Regions from separate parts of the Homo sapiens genome. Here region 1 is linked to region 2. Evidence: chromatin loops called from intact Hi-C (ENCODE). Cell type or tissue: endothelial cell of umbilical vein. All regions are shown on one strand. Each heading gives the region's core, and the rest is flanking DNA. Links, peaks and the distances in the headings are about the cores only.

Region 1 (10,891 bases), core at 1,679-9,678, 120 kb before region 2:
TAGGTAGAGCCCATGGATGTGCATCCTACATGTAGGACAGCACCCCCTAACAAGGAATTATCCAGTCCAAAATGTCAATAGTGTCAAAGATGAGAAACGCTGTTCTAGGACACAGTATATACTTTAAGTCAAAGACCTTTATATGGAGATGTGTCTGCAATTGGGTCTGGGAACCAAGGGATAGAAGCAGGAGTAGCCCCATTTACCATTACTCCTAATGATCCACTTGTGGAAATTATGGTCTTTGCAAATTTAGAGGAGCTGGTTGCCAAAGGGGAAACACTTCTGTTCGGAGACACAGCCAGATTCACATTGATCTATATAATATGGTTCCTGCCTGGTTATAATATGGTTATAATATGGTTCATGCTAGGGGACCAAGAGGCAAGAAGAAAAGTCACCCTATCTTGGCAGAGGTAATTGATTCTAATCATTGGAAGGCAGTAGGGCTGCCATTACACAATGGGGGCAACCAAGAGTGATCCACTTGGTACTTGAGCATTTATTGATCCTGCCTTCCTGTTTTGATGATATATGGACAAGTGCAACAACCGCAGTTTGAGAAGGGCATGGTGACCAGCCTGAGATCCCTTAGTGATGACAGTCTGGGTCATACCACAACTGAAGCTACCAAGACCAACAAATGCATTACCTGAGGGTAAGGGGAGTCTAGAATTGTTAGTAGAAAGGGAATATAATAAGTTGCGGCCCTAAGACTAGCTGTAACAGTGGGATCTATAGTCTATTCTGAAAACCTTTCTCTTCTAAATTTTTCTTAGGAAGAGAGGCCTACCAAAATCCTTGAGGAGATGTTCTAACAATTTATATAAAGAAGTGAATCCGGCCAGCCATGGTGGCTCACACCTGTAATCCCAGCACTTTGGGAGGCCGAGGAGGGCAGATCACTTGAGGTCAGGAGTTCGAGACCAGCCTGGCCAACATGATGAAACCCCATCTCTACTAAAAATACAAAATTAGCTAGGCGTGGTGGCACACTCCTGTAATCCCAGCTACTCAGGAGGCTGAGGCAGGAGAATTACTTGAATCCGGGAGGTGGAGGTTGCAGTGAGCTGAGATCATGCCACTGTAGTCCAGCCTGGGTGACAGAGCAAGACTCCATCTCAAAAAAAAAAAAAAAAAAAAAGAAGAAGAAGTAAATCCAAGTGGCACCAGGAAAAATTGCAGTAGTCGCTGTGGTCTGTTGCCTAGATCCACCCTAGATCCACCTTCAGGAAGAAAAGGAATTATTTCACCAGTTGCTGGGAGTGCTGTTTATGGCTAGGCCTCAGCTGTGTTAGCCTTGTTGAGGGACTGCTGCAGTTGAAGAAAAACTTCTTTGGCTAACATCCTTTCTCCTTCTAGGGGCTGATCAACACTAGAATATAAAGATCCCAGCCCCCTTATCCCAATTCAAATAATTTTGAAAGACCACTCCAGCTCCAGAGCTTCCTATAGGATTGTTTGAGGCCTTTGTTGGGACTGCATCACAGCTCAACTTCTCCCTCTGCACCAATACTGCCTCCCTCACTTCCATCGGTGTTGATCCCAAGAACACTCTTTAAAAACCACTTGCATGCTACACTTTGTCTCAGAATCTGCTTCCTGGGTAACACAACCTATGACAGTCAATAAACAAAATAAAATCACTGCTATGGTCTGAATGTCTGTGGCCCACCCCGCCAAAATGTATACGTGGAAATCTAATCCCCAATGTGAGAGTATTTGGAGGTGGGGCCTTTGGGGAGTGATTAGATCATGAAGGCTCAAGGAATGTGATTAGTGCCCTATAAAAGAAATCCCATCCATACCATAAGACAGGGTGGGAAAAAAAAAGATAAAAATAAAAAAAACAAAAGCCCAGAGAGATCCCTTGCCTCTTCTACCATCTGAGGACACAATGAAAGATGGCTGTCCATCTATAAACCAGGAAATGGGTCCTCACCAGAACCTGAATCTTCCAGCACCTTGATCTTGGCCTTCTCAGTCTCCACAATTGTGAGAAATAAATTTCTATTGTTTATGAGCCATCTGGTCTATGGTATTTTGTTATAGCAGCCCAAATAGACTAAGACAGTTTCTGTCCATGTTCAGCTTACTTTCTAAACATGGAGAGCCAGACAAAAACCACAAATATCAGAAATAAGTAAATCATTAGATATGTTTGAAGATGATAAGTTCTAAGGAAAAGAGAAAAAAGTAGAGTAGGGTAAGGAGATCAAGAGTGTCTGGGTATAGGAGTAGGCAATGGTAAACAGGATGCAGTATTAAATCAGAGGTCAAGGTATACCTCACTGAGAAAATAATATTTGAGCAAAATTTAAAAGAGGTGAGAGAATTGAACAAGTGGGTATCTGGAGACATTACAGGTAAAGAGAAAAGCGAGAGCACAGACCCTGAGGCAGGAGTCGATGTGTTTCAGGGGCACCCAGCAGACCAATGAGGCTGGAGCAGAGTGAGCAAGAAGGGAAATAAAGTGATAGGAATAGAAATTAGAGAGGGAATGTGGGAATTGAGAGTGTCAGATTGTGTAGGCTGTTTTTTTTTCTTTTTTTTTTGAGTTGGGGTTTTGCTCTTGTTGCCCAGGCTGGAGTGCAATGGCACAATCTCTGCTCACGGCAACCTCCGCCTCCCGGGTTCAAGCAATTCTCCTGCCTCAGCCTCCTGAGTAGCTGGAATTGCAGGCATGTGCCACCACGCCTGGCTAATTTTGTATTTTTAGTAGAGACGGGGTTTCTCCATGTTGGTCAGGCTGGTCTCGAACTCCCAACATCAGGTGATCGCCGGCCTTGGCCTCCCAAAGTACTGGGATTACAGGCCTGAGCTACCGTGCCCGGCCTATGTAGGCTATTTTAAAGACTGTGGGCCATTTTAAAGATGTGGATTTTGCTTTGAATAAAATGAGAACTGTATGCTATTCGTCCTCCTCCAGGAAGCCCTCCTTGACTGTCTCTGGTTAGATTAGGTGCCTCTGTACTCTCACAGCCTCTTGGGCTTCCCCCATAGTAGCACTTATCTATGGTAAATAATTGCTTCATTATCATCTGTATTGCCTGCTCAATTGTGAGCTCCATGAGGACACACTGAAATTATGTTGATTATAGGGGATCTTTGTGAGGATATAGACAGAAATAAGAAAGTCAAGTCAAGATATATAGCCACACGGTTAGACTTCACAGAGATCATAAAAAAACTTAGAGAACTAGAACTGGTTCAGGATACAGCATAGTTCTAGAAATTAGGTGATTTCATTGCTGCCTCTGAATTGGGCATTCATTGATCTCTACTCTTATGTTTCACCGTTATGGTCACTTAGTACTCTGTCCTTGCTTCTATGGCACCCAACACTTCCAACCAATAAGAGTTTATATTTCCAAGGAAAAGGATCTTGTTGGTTTGACCATACCCTAGTCACTAACTCTGTTGGGCAGAGATTTCTTGTTGAGCCACACTGTGGATTCTTGGTCAGCCAATAGATTGGCTGTCTTTGGGTCTGATCTTCATCTTTTTTTTTTTCTTTTCTTTTGAGACAAAGGTTTTCTCTTGTCACCCAGGCTGGAGTGCAATGGCGCAATCTTGGCTCACTGAAGCCTTCGCCTCCTAGGTTCAAGCAATTCTCCTGCTTCAGCTTCCCGAGTAGCTAGGACTACAGGTGCGCACCAGCACGCCCAGCTAATTTTTTTGTACTTTTAGTAGAGACACACCAATTCTGGTTTCAACATGTTGGCCAGGCTGGTCTCGACCTCCTGACCTCAGGTGATCCGCCCGCCTTGGCCTCCCAAAGTGCTGGGATTACAGGTGTGACCCACCGCACCCAGCCAGGTCTTCATCCTTGATCCAGTTTGCTGTGGCCAGGGTGGTAAAGTCACTTAATACCACATGTGGTCATCTATACATAAGAAAGCACCCAGGGCCCCTCCTCTTGGTCAAGAGCTGTAGATGTAGCAGCCACTCATCGGATAATAGATTCCTCTCCAGTACAGCTTAGCATAGTGATTGGCAAATAGGAAATATCAATAAATCCATCAATCTTGTATAGAGTCCTCCTCTCTCAAGGGCCCAGCACAGTCCCTGGAACAGAGTAGACTAAAATAATTATTTTGGAATAGTAGGCCAGTGTATCCAGACAGCATAGCACAGAAAGAAGCAATGTAGAGTAGTGGTTATGCATGTGGATTCTTGTCCTAGACTGCTTAAGTTCAAATTCCAACTCTGCCACCTAGCAACCCTATGACCTTAAGTAAGCTACGTAACCTGTCTGAGACTTAGTTCTTATGCCTGTAAATGAGGCCACAAATGACCCCAACACCATAGGAGTGTTGGGTGCATTACATGAGACAATACACAAAGTACTTTTCTGCATTCCTGGCACATAGTGGTGCCTCGATGGATAGTAGTGCCAGTGCTATTATTTTTGTGAGACTCGTGCTAATGAACATGGAGCTCTAGGCCAAATACTAGTCTGGAAGACAGTAGTCATCATACTATGCAGAGAGCTTCCTAAGGACACACCAGTTCTGAGATGTTCAGGGCCATTGTCACTAGCAAACCCACTGTCTTCCCTGTGCCCTCACCCACCAGGTTATAAGTAACCTGGAGTTTATGGGTCATCCAGACAACTGTTGCTGACTTTAACAAAGAAAGATACTAGGACCCAAACCTTTCTGGGTCCATAATAAATATATTAGTTATTGGTCAACCCGCTGCTATACCTTTAATCTGAAGTGAGGTGGTATCCAGGCAGAGTACGGAGAGAGAGGGAGGCGGGGGCAATGACCACAGCCAAGGATTCTGTAAGTCATAACTCGGTTTCTATGCAAGTTAACCTTAATATATCCAGCATGGAGAAGCCGACTGGTCACCACTTCTAGGCACAAAAGGATCAATGAGAAGGTCGAGGCAGAGACAGATGTCTGCATTTACATGAATATAGACATGTGTGAGGTTGGGGGCTCATTCAGGGCTGGGGCAAGCCCTAGCCCTACACCTTCTTGAACCCCTCTTCAGGCTGGCATACAAACTGGGACTGAGAGCAGATGGAAGGTGAGGCTCTTCTTTGGGACCTACTTAGTCAAGAAGGGCTCACAATGGAGGAGATGACAGGAAGGTTTAGGGAAAGGAATAGGAGTACCTGCCTTGGCTTGGGGTGTGTTGAGGGGTTGGAGGGGTGATGGGCACTGGGAAGGAATAGAGAGAACAGATGGAAGATGGAGTCCCTGCTGCAAGCTGAGCCCTCAGTAGACTGGGCAAGGAACAAGGAGAGATCCCCTTTCCACCAGAGCACCGTAGTGGCCTGCGGTGGACAGGAGCCTGAACAGCTTCCCTTTAGGGCTTTCTGGGGCAGTATGGCCAGGCCTCCTAGTTCCCTCCAGGTGCTCCAACTGTGACAGAGCCTTCCATTTGGCCTGCCCGCACAAGGAGCACCACACAGCCACGCCAACTCCACCTTTACTGTGCACAGCACCCTTGTGGCTTTCAGGCACACTTGTCAAGGGAGAAGCTTTTATCCAGGCAACTAATTGTCTGTTTCCCCACTAATTCAGCTATGAATTTCCTTTGAGGAAATGGTGCCTCAGATACCACCAGGGGGCACTAGGGCCTCTAGGCACCAGGGGCCAAGGAAAATGAAATCCCCTTTCATGAAGGCCCCAAGTCCAGGTTCTGAGCCTCCTGCAGCAGTTCTCTCCAGCAACACCTTGGCGCAGCAGACCAGGGAGGCCGCGTTGTTGGCTTATCTAATGAGAAATGAGAGGACTGGGCCAAAGAGCCCTATTTCTGTCCAGCCCTATACTACCTGCCATAAAATTAAATGATCACAATGAGTACATTAATTACCTGACACGAATGCTTTAACATAACAAAATTATTAGCCATTCTAGATTTAGTGTTTGTACAGCACTTTATATTTGCAAGGGCGTTGCAATAACTTACGCTGCTGAGGGTGCGTTTCAGGCCCCAAACGACATCCTAAAGGGTTTCTTCTGGCCAGCCAGCTGTCTGGCCTCTCCACAGCTGGTCCCCTGCCCTTCTTGTCTTCACTGACTGCTTTTCTTCTCCAGCTGCCACCTGGCGTCTCCTCCTTGCAGCTCCTTCATCTGTTCACTGAATCCCTTTTACCTCAGACAGCCATGAGACAGTGTCTTCACTTGTGCCCATGTTACCTACCTGATCCTGCATCAGAATTAAAGGGCTTAAGGGCAGCAGCCATGGGTCGGGTGGGTCTTGGTGCCCAACAAGCCTCTCTCCTGTTCTGCTAGCTGTGGCTGCAAGTGTGGACACGTGATGGACTCTGCAAACAGTAGGGGCTCTACTATGTAGGGGCTCCGAGTTTTGGGCCTGATGTTGCTCGAACTCCACAGGAACTGACTGCACGTCCCGCCTCAGTTCATTTGTTGAGTGCTCACCTTACCCACATGAGAGCAAGCCCCGGGTCCTTGGGGAGCATGGCATTGAGGAGACTCACTACTGTGCAGATTCAATTCCAGACTGGATGGGATATCACAGGAGACCGCACTAGTAAAACTTGTTGCAGTTGGCTTGAGTGTGAAATCTGCTTCCCAGGCAGAGAGATCAAAGCCCAGTTGATGGATGTGTGTGTACCCAGCTCTCCTTGCTTGCTTTCATCTTCCTTCCAGAAAGAGGAGTAAACATTCAGCTAGTGAGCACTGCAGGTGTTCCCTTGAGTGGAAAGGAATATCACTGACAGCACATAAGACCACCAATGAAGGTATCCATGAGGATACCAAGGGCCTCAAGGAGGATCAAAACGAAGGGCATTTGCAGCAGCAGTTCTAGAATTTTAAGGTAGGAGCATCTTTGGGGCAGCAGCCATTTGGCTGGAAGGCAGCTGGGGAGATGTACCTTGAAGCTACATTTGTATAGCTCATATGATACAGATCAAATGTTTCCTAACGTGTTTTTAGTCATACTTTATGGAAGCTGAGAAAACATCTATTTTTATTTTTATTTTTATTTTTTTATTATACTTTAAGTTTTAGGGTACATGTGCACATTGTGCAGGTTAGTTACATATGTATACATGTGCCATGCTGGTGCGCTGCACCCACTAACGCGTCATCTAGCATTAGGTATATCTCCCAATGCTATCCCGCCCCCCTCCCCCCACCCCCATGTCCAAAAACATCCATTTTTAACATGAAGTATATCATAGTGCATAGTATAGTGGTTAAGAGCAGAATCAAGAGGTGGACTGCTTGGCTACAAATGCCACCTTCATCATTAACCAGCTAGGTGACTTCAGGCAAGGGCTTTAGCTTCTTTGTGCCTCAATCTCCTCATCTATAAAATGTGGATAACTGTAGTGTCTGCATCAGACTTGCCGTTAGGATTAAGTGAATTAATCCACATAAGCCATTTAGCATGTGCTCATTAAGAGTTAGCTGTTATTATTTATTGAGACAGACTTGGAAGGGCCTGGTATTTGGGAGTAAATTTCCAAGTCATTCAAAGTGAGGGAGATAGGGAGAGGGATTCAAGATTTAGGCTAACAGGGGTGTGTGCTGTGGGGTATTGAGGAGCCTCCTAGTAAAGTCCAGAGAATTCCACCTCTAAAGGGGTCTTTGAGGGGAAAGGGCTGTGCTCCAGGTGATCAAAGACCCTCAGCCTTTCTGTGTGCATCAAGTTTGGAGGTTGGGAGCTCCCCAACAACTCCTTTGACTGGACTAGATGTTGCACCAAATGGTAGTAAGGAAAATGAAGCATTCTCTTGCTTTTCCAAGCATAGTCTGGGGGACTCTCCCTAGTCCAAGACACAGCCCCCATCAGACCAGCTGGACTGGAGGACCCTACTCCTCCTGCCCGCCCCCACTGCCCTCCAGGCTCTCTGCCTCCTAGAGACTCTGAAACAGTGGCTGCACCAAGGGAGGGGACATCTGGGTTCCTGGCCCTGACCCAATGGGGAAATGGAGTAGAAATGAGCCAGGCATGCAACGAAACTTCGTCCCTGGTGAGGTCCTGGTAAGTCCCAGGCCCACAGGCTGAGGGTCCTGGGGCATGTAGTGCCACATCTCCCTCTTCAGTGAAACAAGAGGCTCTCACAGAGTTCCTCTGAAAGCCTCTTTCATCAACAAGTCCATTTGTGATTCTGTCTCTTCTTGTGGTGACCACCAGGAAAACGAGAGAGCAGAGCTGCATTCTAGGGTTTTGCTATGACTCTTCTAGGCCCAATCTTAAAACTGAGATGATCATGCCAAACCCCCAGCTCCTCCCCTACACTCCAGACTCAGAGTAAGCTCATTCACCAGGCAAGTGCAAAAAGACCTAGAAGATCTGCCCAGCCAAGAAGGTATGTATTTCCTCCTTGAAACAGCATTTTCAGGAAGACTCTAGATTAAGAATTAGAAAGCCAATGGGAAAACTTCTGACCTTATTGCTTGAGGCGATCCTCTTGCCTAGAGGTCTTCAAAGGTGATTCCTTAGGTCAGGAAGAAAATAGTAGAACTACAATTTATATGTAGTTTTACTGTTAAAATAATGAGCTTTACTGATATTTTACATGAGCATTGAGATGGACATCTTCACTCTTTAAGTCATTTGGTCACCTGTCATGTGAGGGACACGATGCACGCTGAAGGCAGATGGAGATCTCAACAATGTAAGAGTTGACAGTGGTGCCTATGATATGTTGCAGTTAGCATGTGCCTAGTTAAGCGATTTGCTGATTATGTTAACCAGTTTTAGCTAAACATGTCCATAGAATGAACAGATGGTTTAAAAAGATTCCTGCAGATCGGGCATGGTGGCTCACACCTGTAATACTAGCACTTTGGGAGGCTAAGGCGGGTGGATCACCTGAGGTCAGGAGTTCGAGACCAGCCTGGCCAACATGGTGAAACCTCGTCTCTACTAAAAAATACAAAAATTAGCCTGGCGTGGTGGTGGGCGCCTGTAATCCCAGCTACTCAGGAGGCTGAGGCAGGAGAATTGCTTGAACCTGGGAGGCGGAGGTTGCAGTGAACCGAGATCACACCATTGCACTCCAGCCTGGGCAACAAGAGGGAAACTCCGTCTTAAAAAAAAAAAAAAGATTTCTGCAAAGAAAATATGACTTGAAAATAATACAAAAATTCAAACACAAGCCATCACGTCTACTCCTAGTAGGAGCTGTTAGCCAGATGATCAGATATAAGCAATTACAAGCTAATCAGATCTGACAAGAAGTCAGCAAAAACTTTTTGAAATTATTAAGAAGAGTATTTGAAACATAGATATACATACATTCTAATGAATTCTGCCCTAAGCATATATTGTACCATAAGACATTAGCTGATAGTGATAATTTATAAATAAACATATGTATATTAGGGGAATGTATACTTTTTTTACAGATAGGTAGACATGATCAAGAAATTGGGGACCACTATTTTAGCTTATCTGTGGGTCAGGTTTTTTCATCATAAAATGAAAAGGATTATTGTTTTTCGGAAAAGTGATAAGATGAAACTTTATTTCTCTTAATTTGTGATATGTTATTTAGTGTCTGCACTGTCATTTTCTAACTATGAAAACTTGTATGTTTCTTAAAATTATCTGAACTGTGCTTTGCTATATCTATAGATCATTATAGGGTTGTTATGAGAATTATATTAAAAATTTTAAATGTCTGCCATACTGTGGGCCCTTAATAAGTGGCTATATTACTACACATAAAGATATTGCTGAGCAGAAATAATAGGATTAATAAATTAATAAGATAATATTTTGGCACAAAAATTTTTTAAGTGCCTTGAAAGTACCAACTCACTTGAAAATTGCTATGCTGATTAAAATTGACCACTTACCACTCATCGAAAACCACCATGCCAGGCTTTAGGCTAAGTGCTGAGGATAGAGAGATGAGTTTGTCATAGACTCTGGAGACTAGAATTTGGAGCTGGCTTAGTTTAGATGACTATAACAGCCTCCTGCCTAGTCTCCCTGCCTGCATTGTCCCTCACTATTCCCTGGCTCCAGCTTCCACCATCATGTGACTGACAAACCAGTCTTCCTCATCATTTTCATCATTCATTCCCATGCCTGAAAACCTTGTGCTATTACCTCTTCATTTGCTATATACTATCTTATATTATTCAGTAATTTTTATTCCAGTTACTCTTCTCATCTCAGCTGAAACTGTTATAGTTAGTACTTAGAACTTATAGATAAGGTTGCCTTTGAGAGAATTTAACTTAATCAACAGGTGACGAAAGGAGCCCAACCTCTCTGAGGCTCTTGGGAACAGCTACTTGACCACTAATCAGTGGTATTAACACATCTGAGGAAAGAAAGATGTGGTCTGCAATGCGACTTGGAATAGAGGAAAGCCAGAGAGATAAACTTTAGCTGGATGCACCCAACATTATCTGTGGGACAAAGATATTGGAAATAGGGGAGCCTGGGAATTTCAATCATTCCTTCAGGCCTATTTGTTTCTTCTGGCTGGTAAGAGGTCCTGCTTTATGTCTGTTATATTTCTCTGGTTAAGGTACTTAGCATTCTTCTCATCTTTGATCCCCTGGATGAAATATTCTCTTTTTTATTGTGAGTTGTGAGAATACCATCAGGGTACTAGTTTACTAATTCTACCTTCCAGGTACCCACAGACTGAGGTGAGGTGTCTCTGCTAAGATGTAATACATTCTGGTCAATGGAAAATTATATCTTCATTGTGACTTAATTAGCTGGTATTCTGGTTTACACTTCTGAATTTATTCTTTGTGAGTCTGATTATCTAAGTCTCATAATCTCAGTTTATGTGAATCTGATAGTTAGGTAAAGGTCTTAGTGAAAAAGATGTAATTATGGACCAAGAGAAAATATAGAACATTTTTTAAAACTTGTGGTTGAAATGCTTCTTTTAAGTAGGACATAAAATCTCGAAGCTGTAGAGGAAAAA
Region 2 (10,891 bases), core at 1,636-9,635:
GATATTCTCAGACATGCATGAAATAGCATTTGCAGCATTGTTTGAAACAGCAAAAGTTTGAGACAACCTAAATGTTCCTCTCTAGGGAGCAGGTTAAAAAAATCATAATTTTTTTGCATGGTACAGGCATAACATGGAGCACCAGGCAGCCACCAAAATGAATGAGACAGCTGTTTAGATTACTAATATGCAGTGACCTCCAAGACATATTGTTAAAAAGAAAAAAAAAAGATACAGAACACTAGATTTAATATGCCTCCATTTGTGGAAATGTATTTGTTTGCATATGAAAAAAATATCTGCAAAAGAAACAGATAAAATTGTTTCTTGGGAAGCAGACTCCAGGATCTGGGTAAAAAGAAGACTTTTGCTCTTTCTTTTGGTACCTTTAGAATTTTGAATCCTGTCAATGTATTATTACCTATCAAAAAAAGTAGATAGAATTTAATAAAAACAAATCTCTAACTTGTCTTTTAAAAAGAAGAATCACTTCACAATGAAATTTCTAAGATGCGTGCCTGGGAGTAATGAATAGCACCATTAACAGAAACAGGCCAAGCACAGTGGCTCACGCCTGTAATCCCAGCACTTTGGGAGGCTGAGGCAGGAGGATTGCTTGAGCCCAGGAGTTCAAGACCACCCTGGGCAACATCGCAAGACCTCATCTCTACCAAAAATTTAAAAATTAGCTGGGTGTGGTGGCACACACCTGTAGTCCCAGCTACTCCGGAGGCTGAGGTGGGAGGATCACTTGAGGCTGGGAGGTTGAGGCTGCAATGAGCCATGATCATGCCACTGCACTCCAACCTGGACAACAGAGTGAGACCCTGTCTCAAAAAACAAATAAACAAATAAAACCAGAAACAAAAGATACAAAAAAAAAAAAAGAATAGATTTGGCTGGCAAGATAAATATTTTTAGACTACCACAGTGCTTGGCACAGAGCAGTTGATAATTAAATATCTACTTAATTAATTCAGTAGTGCTAGGCACGAAGGTTACAGCAAGATGATCTCTAAGACTGCTTTCAAAGAATAGATAGTGTAATGGGAATACAGACAACTTAAAAAGTAGTTACAATGAAATGGGGCTGGTACAGATTGCTTTGGAAGCATGTAGTTAGTAAGGGAACGTAACCTAATTTAGTTAGGAGAATGCAGGAGACCTAAAAAATGAATAAAAGTTAGCCAGGGATTACAGGTGTGCGCCACCATGTCCAGCTAATTTTTGTATTTTTAATAGAGACGGGGTTTCACCATGTTGACCAGGCTGGTCTCAAACTCCTGACCTTGTGATCTGCCCACCTTGGCCTCCCAAAGTGCTGGGATTACAGACATTAGCCACAGCGCCTGGCCTGACAAAGAGCTTTCTAGCAGAATAAACTTTGTATATATTGGCCCAGAGGTAAGAGGGTAACAGAAAATAGATCGGGAGAGCTACAGCTCTGGGAAGACAGACATCTGTTTTGCTCCCTGCTGTATCCCAGCATTTAGAGTAGTGTCTAGCACCTTAGTAACCACTCAGCATATGCTTACTGGATGGATGAATGAATGAGTGAATGAACCAGTGGCAAGAGATGATGCTGGAGAGGTAGACAAGGGTCAGTTCGTGCAGGGCTTTTATATATATGCCTTGCTAAGAAGCTTACACTGAATCCTAAAGACTACGGGAAGCTACTGAAGAGGGGCAGAACATGCTCAGATCTGGGTTTTAGAAGGAGCCGTGTAGCTGCAAAGTGGAGAATAAAGAGTAGCTGAGGGATAGCCCAGGTGATGGGGTGGACAGGGGGACCATCCTCCAAGGTGGAAGGACAAATCAATTTGAAGGGGAGAATGAGCTCAGCTTTTGACAAACTGAATTTCAGGTGCCTATGGGAAATCCCAGTGAAGCTGGGGATACAGAGAGTTTTGTGAGGATGGAAATCAGAGGGATCTGGGCTGATGATAGAGAGTCAGAGTCACTAATATTTATAACTGAAGCTGTGGGAGTGAATGAGATATCTCTGGAAGAGGGATAGACAGGCATGAGAATGAATGAATTCATGAATGAATGAAATGCAAAGCCCTGCTCTGAACAGCTTTGGCTAAAGACCTGAGGAATGATTAATGCTAAGGAAAAAAGGGGAAGACTTAAATTAATGAACCACTGCTCCCTCTCAATCCCATGCTGCAGAGCTGAGTCCAAGGGGAAAAAGCCACATGCCCCGGCGTAGGAAAGGGTGACTTGTCACTTCAGCAGGTCCCACTTTTCACCCCTGCCCTTGGCCACCTCCACAGTGGCATGGTTTTCTAGTCCAGGGTGGTGCTGCTGTGTAGCAGATGCATGTGGTGTGGGCTGATGGCCCAGAGCACAGCTCTTCTCTAGCTCTTCCCCTCCCCCCAGCACTGAAACAGCCTCCCCGTCCTCCTAGCAAGTTGCTAAAATTAAAACTTAATCAAGCCAGCTCACTTGGGGATGTGGAATAATTTTGCAGCTCACCCCAGAGAGCAGGGAACTGCTGGGGCAGACAGTGTGAGAGCTGCGGGCGGCACCTCCACCTTCTTGTGGTCCTCCTCCAAACTCCTGTTGGATGGAAAAACTGTGCTGCCTGCCTCCTGCTGGCTTGGTGATTGCCTCAAAGGTGAAGAGTCCTGGCCTGTAATGTCTCCTCTGTGACACTGGCCTAGGGATGGGGATAGGACCCCTGGGACAGTTTCTTCTCTGGCCAGTTCTGCCATTTTCCCTAGATGCTAAGCAACGGTTACACTAGTGTCCCCTTTCCAATAAATTCTGGGCCTTCAAGCCTAGAATTCCCAAGGCATCTCTAGAGGTCCCGTTAAAACAATGCCATCATGACAGACATATTTGATATGTTTGTCTCATCCTTTCCAGTTGTGCCTACCCTACCCACAGTCCAGATACTTTCATAAGGGTCTTCATGGTTCTTGGCACGTATCTATATGATAATCTCCCCTTCCCTGACACACACACACACACACACACACACAGAGTATTGCATTGTTAATACCTGGTCATTCTGTGCTTAGAGACCAAGGTTTTCCTGTATAAAACAACCCTAGGAGTCTCAACCACCAGTGTGGGATAATATCCTCAAGTCTTGAGGGAACATCAGGTCTCATCAGGGTGTGATCAGCCCACAGTTTGTGCCAGTTCCTTTCATCCGCCTGTGGGTGACAATCCCTTCTTGTCCCATCACCACCATGTGATAATCCTCGCCTCCAGCCTTAATATTGTCTAATTGTATGAGACAATCTGTCCAAACAGGTCTTCCTGTGTTAAGGTCAGACCTCGTGAGTATGTGATCATCCCCATCCCTTTCCTTGGTACATGCAAATCTCTCCATTCCCCCAAGTTCAACAATTCCCCTCATCCCTGGTTCATTTACTAGCCACCTTATTGAGCACCTACTATACTGCTGCAAGCACCCCTTTTCTCGTGTCTCCCCTCTTTCTGCTGGAAGTTGCTTCCTAATTGTTAGGATAAATCTTTCTGCAAAGGTAATTATAATTCTTCTCATCTGAACTCCCGAGGGATCTGGACTGGCGCCAAAGGCAAAGGTGCTTGATACTTGGAAAGCTGCTTGTGCTTCCACGTTAAGCAAAAACCAGTGGGGAAAAGCCTGGCCTGGCCAAGTAGGCTGCTGGCTGGAGCCATGGATCAGCCATGGCCTGGCCCCGACCGAGCTCTGACAGTGGTTGCTTCCGGAGACCCAGGCGTGCCAGAAGGAAAGCAACATTTACTATGGGATATATTTGGTGAGTGGCGAAGGTCCCTATTTCTTTCATTTATAGATTCATCCTTCCAATCTACACTTTTTTCTGGGTTCCTAGAAAAGAAAGAACCATTGGCAGATGTGTGGTGTAACTCCAGAGGTCCACATGCTCTTGATAATACCGTCCTACCCCAAGCTCCAGCACACACAGCCTCACCACCCAATTCTGCCCAAGAGTGTACCAGGACCGATGTCACCAAGCTCTCCATTTGCTTCAGTCACTACACAAGCTCCCTGACTCCCAGGAAGCCTTCGTTCCTGTAGGGCTCTGTATACCCCATTATCTAGTGGTGCTCAACCTTGCTTGCATATTGGAACCACTAAGTAAACTTTCAAAAATACTGATATCCTTGAAGTCCCCCTCCCTGCCAGATCATAAGGAAATTGATTCTGGAGCGCAGGCTCACAACTGGGAGTTTTCATTTTCCTGGTGATCCTAATGTTGTGCAGCCGTGGTTGAGACCTGCTGCCCTCATCTGACCCCATGTCTGACCCCTCAACTGCCACAACCCATCAAAACCCTCTATACCAGGGATTCTCAAACTTACTATCATCAAGTCTTTCAACAGGACTTGTTAAAACATGGATCGCTGGGCCCCACGCCCAGAGTTTCTGATTCGGTAGGTCTAGAGACCCCCAAGGATGCGCATTTCTGAGAAGTTCCCAAGTGGTGCTGATGGTGCTGCTGTTCCAAGGGCCACACTCAGATAATCGTTTTCAATATCCTGCTCATTTGGTTCCTTGACCTTCTCTCCCCCAATAAACTTGTCCTCTATCCCACCTCAGTCACAGACTCTGATATTCATCCCGAAATCTTGTCATTACCAGTAATTATACCCCTTCCTAATAACCAACTTAAACATCCTGCTCTCCAACTGCCAATTTACTCCTGGTAGTGACCCAATTCCAACTCCAATGGGAAGGACTGCACCCTATTGACCCTGCCTGCCTTTCATGTCCCCCACCCCATCTCACCTAACTTCTTTCCTAATGTAGCTTAGATTATCTTCTAGTAATTGTCTCCCTGAATCTCACCATCAGAGCTTCCCTTTCTGCTGGAAGCTCTGATGCACACAAACGTGCAAAAATATTTACCATCTATTTTAAAAGCCTTCCATTTCCCCCTGTAGCTACCTCTCCATTTCTCTGTTCCCCTTTAGGTCACCCCCTCTCCTTTCATTCTCAGGTGAACCCTCACTAGTCAGATTTTTCCCTATCCTTCCTGTGAAATGGCTTTTGTCCAGGTCACTAGTGACCTCCCTATTGCCAAATCCAACAGCCAGTCCTCAGTGCATATCATACTCAATCTGTCACTCCCGTCTTCTAGAAACACTTTCCTCACTCCGCTTCTAGGACACACCCTCTGTTGGTTCTCCTTCTTCCTCACTGCTTGTTCCTCTTGCTGGTTCCTCCTCCTTTCAGTGATGCTAAACTTTGGAGTACCCTTGACTTAGTCCTCAGATTTCCCTTCTCCTTTATCCGCACTACCTTCCCAGGTGATCCCTCCAGGGCTTCATACCAGCTCCATGGTGACTCCCAAATTTATATCTCTAGCCTAGACCTCTCCCCTGAACTACAAATTCACCAACTCCACTGCTTACTGGACATCTCCAATTGGATGTCTAACAGGCAGCTCAAATGTTAAGTCCAAAACTGAACTCCTTATTCTAACTGCACAGGATCAAATGATTATGTCCTTTATCTCTACCCTGCCCGTCAATAGCCACTCCAGTCTTCCAGTTGGATCAGGCCAAAACATTGAAGTTATCCTGGACTCTGGTCTCCCACACCATTCATACTGCCTATCAGCAAATCCTGTTGGTTCCCAAATCTGACAGCTTCTCTCCATCTCTACCACATGACCCTGGACCAAGCCACTACTACTATCTCTCACCTAGACAATTTCAACAGAGTCCTTAGGTTTTCCTGCTTCTACCCTTGTTCCGGCCCTTTTAATACATAAATCAAATTCTGTGACTCCTCTGGCTTGCCATTCGTTCAAAGTAAGATCCAAACCTCTCTACAGGCATGAGAGACCTACCCTCTCTGGCCTCCCTGCCCTCTGGGCTCACAGGCTACACACGCTGCCCTTGGGTCTCCACCTTAGCCTTTTAGTTCCTTAATTAACAGCTTAGAGCCTTTGCTCTTGCAGTTCCCTTGGGCTGGAAGTCTCTTTTCTCAGACGCTCCTTCCTATGTCTAAATTCTGCCTGTATCTGGAGACTTCCCTAACACACCCCCGCTGCCACCCGCATCTCACATACTCCCCACCTGGCACTCTCTGGCTCCTTGTCTTGCTCTCTTTTTCTGGGTGGACTTGTGTCTGAAATATGTATTGATTTGCTGATTGTCTGTCTCACCCACTGGAATGTAAGCGCTGCAAGGAGAACTTTGTTCTGTTCACTGCTGTTTCCCCAATGAGCGTGTATGATAGGTGCTCAATGAGTACTTGTTGAATTAATTAATTAATGGAAGCGTGTTTAGACCTTTCCTCCCCAGCGGCTGCAGCTCTGTACAAGGAGGTGTCCCAGGCTGCCTGTCTCCATTCTCTAATAGCCTCCTGGCCACCACCTGGGCATCCCCCTCCCCAGAGCCTGCCAGACCATTCTAATTGCCGCTGCTGCTGAGGGAGGGAGTCTCTAAAGAGAGAGGAGGGAGGGAGGAGCTCCATCTGGTGTCCAGGAAAATAAGGGAGCCAGCTTTGGTCTGCGGCTCCAGGTCCACCCTGGAGTCCACAACGTGGGGCTCGGGAGCCAGGGGCGAAGCACCCTTCGGGCATAGACGGGCCCTTGGCTCTTCTGTCCTGTCAGAGAGTGGGCCTGGGGGCCCCATAGAGGCCCCTCGATTTGGCCAACTGAGCGGGACCCAGCACAAGGCCTCCAGGCTGCAGAAGGCTGTGGGGGTGGGGGTGGGGGTGGGGGTATCGGGAGACAATAGGAGAGCCCAGAGCCAGCTCTCCCTTTCCACCAGCCCGAGTGACACAGTGACACAAAGGGAGAGTCTTGTGCTTGGGGGAGGGGGTGGGGAGAGCCCTTTGTCCCGCTATTTTCTACATTGCTGGGGGTGGGGAGTGGGAAGGGTGTGGGGGGGTGACCAGCGGCTGTCAGTATGGGGAGGAGTAGAGAGTGGTGCAGAGGCCCTGGAAAGTTTTTGAATTTCAATCAGGTTGGCTTTGAAAGAGTTTGGCTTTTGTTGAAAGAAAGAGAAAGGTTAATGCTAGAGTTGAGGGGGAGGGGGTGGATTCTGCAGATAGAGTCCTGTTTGCAGGCCGGTCAGCTGTGGGACACCCAGGCTGGCAGAAAGGCTGGGGATGGGTGAGCAGAGGAGGAGCAGGCGTCCCATTTCCCTTCCCGGGCCCAGGTGGAGGAAGGCTGGGCAGAGAAGCATGGGGTTATTGGGTGTGGGCAGAACTGGTCAAGAAAGGAAAGCAATGCGGCCAAGCAGGACAATTTCTTTCTTCCTTTTGCATGCCTTACAGAGCCTTTGACTTTTTAAGCCAGGAAAGAATGAAGTTCCCTCCCTCTCTCCCCTCCGTTTCTACTCCACCCAAGCACAGCGGCGGCGGCAGAGCACTTGTCAGGGCTGACTTTGTGACAAGTGCAGGCTTGGTTGGTGCAGGAGAGGGGGGCTGGGTGGCTTGGGACCTCTTAGTGCTCAGGAATCAGCTGTTTTCTCCGCTCTTACCCTCTGCTGACCCTCCTCTGCACTCTAATTGCTCCAAAAAGAAGCATAAAAATGTGGAGCTATTATACTCTTTGAAATAGGCAGCATACTGCTTTCTCAATGTTGGGAGAAAAAGAAGGAGGAGGAAGGGAGCTACAGCCACGCAGCAGGCTAGAGATCTGCAATTCCAAGTTGGGGAGTGGGCACCTGGCATTCCCCAGCTGACTTCACACCACTGAAACACACACACACACACACACACACACACACACACACACACACACACACTTTGTAAGGCTCCTGGCTGCAGTATGATCCTTTGTCTCTCTCTCTCTCTCTCTCTCTCACACACACACACACACACACACACCATACACGCTCACACACACACATACACTTTATGAGGCTCCTGGCTAAGGCTGCCGCATGATCCAGTGTTCTGGGAGTCCCAGTGTATTCTGGGAGTCTACTGGGGCAGTCAGTTCTCTAAATGGCACCACTGTGTGTTCTCAGCTCTAGGGGTTCTACAACCATAAAGATAACTCCAGAACCAATCCCTGAATTCCAGCCTGAAAATATTTGAGAGGAGAAAGATCAGAGGAAGAGGGAAAGAGAATATAAAAATGGGATTATTCTTATTTTGACATGTAATAACCATCTGCATGGTATTAGGCCTCATCTTCCTGGAGCAAATATTCATGCACTAAATAATTTGCTCAGCATTCCTTGTGTTAGACATTGTGCCAGGCCCTAGGAGACACAGAGGAAATAAGAGCTGTCCCTGCCCTGAAGGAGCTTATTCTTAAACAGAAAAGCAAATGGAGAATAAATAATTCTAATCCAATGAGATAATATCACACATGCCACACAATACATTGTAACATACATCACATTTAACTTCATTTGACAAGCGAATACTACAGAAAAACGTGTGAATTATTATTATTATTATTATTAAATTATTATTTTAGAGACAGAGTGCTAACTCAGTCGCCCAGGCTGGTGTGCAGTGATGAGATCGTAACTCACTGCAGCCTTGACTTCCTGTGCTCAAGCGATCCTCCTGCTTCAGCCTCTCCAGTAGCTGGGACTATAGAAGCACGTTGTCATGCCTGACTAATTTTTTCTATTTTTATTTTTGGAGAGATGGGGTCTTGCTGTGTTGCCCAGGCTGCATTTTTTAAGATTTCATTGATATTTTTTACTTTAATGTTGGGTGCATTTGAAGTGTTTACCAAGGGCCAGGCGCAGTGGCTCACACCTATAATCCCAGCACTTTTGGAGGCCTAGATGGGCAGATCATTTGAGGTCAGAAGTTCGAGACCAGTCTGGCCAACATGGTGAAACCCCGTCTCTGCTGAAAATACAAAAATTAGCTGGGTATGGTGGCACATGCCTGTAATCCCAGCTATTTGGGAGGCTGAGGCAGGAGAATCACTTGAACCTGGAAGGCAGAGGTTGCAGTGAACCGAGATTGCGCTACTGCACTCCAGCCTGGGTGACAGAGCCAGATGCTGTCTCAAAAAAAAAAAAAAAAAAAAAAGAAGCGTTTACCAAGGAAAGCATTTTGGAGGTGAAAACGTGTCCCACCAAGCAAAAAGAGGATTGGACTCCAAATGCAGGCCAAGGGAAGAAAGAGGAGAATGTCCATGTGTGCATACATTAGTGTGCTGGGAAGACCTCCATGCCCACACTGCCCTCATCCAATACCACATTAAAAGTATTTTGCTGGTTTACTTGTCCATCTGATTTGCAGCCACATATAATCTCAGACACCCCCTGTTCCGCCCTCTGCCACATCACCTCCCACAGGAGAGAAACAGCTATCCCAGGCCATTCTGTTCCCCTTTCAAGGCCAGATCTGAGGTGAAGAGAAGGCATTGAGAAAGTTAACCCAAGGAAGAATTTTAGGCTAGTGTTTTCAAAGCTTGGACCAACAGCATCAGCATCACCTGGGAATTTAGAAATGCAAATCCTCAGGCGCCACCCTAGGCCTACTGAACTGAAAGCTCTGGGTGTGGGGCCCAGCCATCCGTGGGTTGTTTTTTGTTTTTTTTTTAGACAGAGTCTGCTGTTGGCCAGGCTGGGGTGCAGTGGCACAGTCTCGGCTCACTACAACCTCCACGTCTTGGGTTCAAGCGATTCTCCTGATTCAGCCTCCTGAGTAGCTGGGACTACAGGTGCGTGCCACCATGCCCAGCTAATTGTTTTTATTTTTAGTAGAGATGGGTTTCACTGTGTTAGCCAGGATGGTCTCGATCTCCTGACCTTGTGATCCACCTGCCTCAGCCTCCCAAAGTACTGGGATTACAGGCATGAGCCACCGTGCCCGGCCGCCATCCGTGTTTTAACAGGCTCTCAGATCATTCTGATGCTCCGTAAAGTTCTAGGTATGCTGATCAATGTTGCCACCCTTGGTTAGATCTTCCTGATGCACTTCAAAAATAACTTGCTCTGGTAGAAGCCAGGGGGCTAATGGGGGCCAATCCAGCCCAGCACCTAAGTCTTTTGGTTAGTTCTTGGGCTAATCTGCCCAAGGATGTGGATATGAATGGCTGGGACACGGACACTTTTAAGGACCCCGTTATCTGGGATGTCTGGGCCCTGACCCTTCTGAGCCTTGACTGGCCCCCTGTGCTCATATTCAGAGCATGGGACCTGGCAGAAGTTCGAGGGGCTGATCCAGTATGGCAGGTCCCTTTGAGAGTCCTCTTAGGGATCCGGGTTTGTGACAGCACATGACACGATTTGGCTCTCTGGAGCTTCTGGGTGGGCGGGTATAATGAAAGGATGGTTAGAATTGGAAAGAGCAGTGAGGGAGAGAGCAAAGTCCCCTCTTCCATATCTGATTTTGTAAGCAGCTTCTGATACCTCAGTGACAAGATCCCAGCACCTGTGTCTCATTGGCATCAGTATCTTTTTTGGCACAGACCGAGAATCTCTTTTTGGAAAATTCCCTTGCCAAAAGCACGTGACCATATCTGTCTTAAGAAGCTGGCACCTATCCTTTTTTTCAAATTTGTCTCTGGCCTCTCTTCCCTCTCCCAATGTTCCCTTTCACCTTGAGCTAGAAACATGTGGTATCCTCAGGGCCATTTCAGATTGATGCAACCACATCACTGGTTCTGACCTGTAAAAGTAAAGGCTAAGAATTCCTTTCAGAGGGGAAGAAAAACTATCATGAACTAGACATGAAATAGCCAAGCACTGTGCCCCTCGCTTTCCATGATGCTCCTCATTTATCGTTACAGCAACCCCATACACTATATGTTACTTCCCCCATTTTATAAGTAAGGAAGCTGGAGTTGGGAGAGTTTGTCCCTCGTGCAGCATCACACAGCTTCTAAGTGGCAGTCAGGATTTGAACCCAGATCTGCCTGACTTCAGAGCACGTGTTTGCTGCTCTTTACCACACTGTATCAGGAGAGATCCTCTAGGTCCTGGCTCCCTCCCAGGC

The links. A loop is a pair of places that touch in the nucleus more often than their neighbours do. Peaks named below come from ENCODE experiments on the same cell type or tissue, not always from the same donor. Only the 100,000 strongest peaks of a DNase experiment are listed, where the experiment ranks them.
Region 1: it touches region 2 in a loop (21-fold over the local background); 29 of 110 quality-filtered maps call a loop at or near these places.

Annotation. Positions count from the first base shown.
Region 1 is chr1:44,372,801-44,383,691 of GRCh38, forward strand. No RefSeq gene overlaps it. Among named protein-coding and RNA genes, the nearest start is that of ERI3, 23 kb to the left of the region's middle. RefSeq lists an enhancer at 906-1,075 and a silencer at 1,462-1,672. In endothelial cell of umbilical vein, for the core only: a CTCF peak has its summit at 5,563 (motif pointing right); a DNase peak (open chromatin) is centred at 5,591.
Region 2 is chr1:44,494,379-44,505,269 of GRCh38, forward strand. All of the region lies in intron 2 of RNF220 (ring finger protein 220), which reads left to right. Among named protein-coding and RNA genes, the nearest start is that of MIR5584, 46 kb to the right of the region's middle. RefSeq lists an enhancer at 1,900-2,400. In endothelial cell of umbilical vein, for the core only: no CTCF peak of the experiment used is centred there; a DNase peak (open chromatin) is centred at 6,423; H3K27me3 peaks cover 2,411 bases.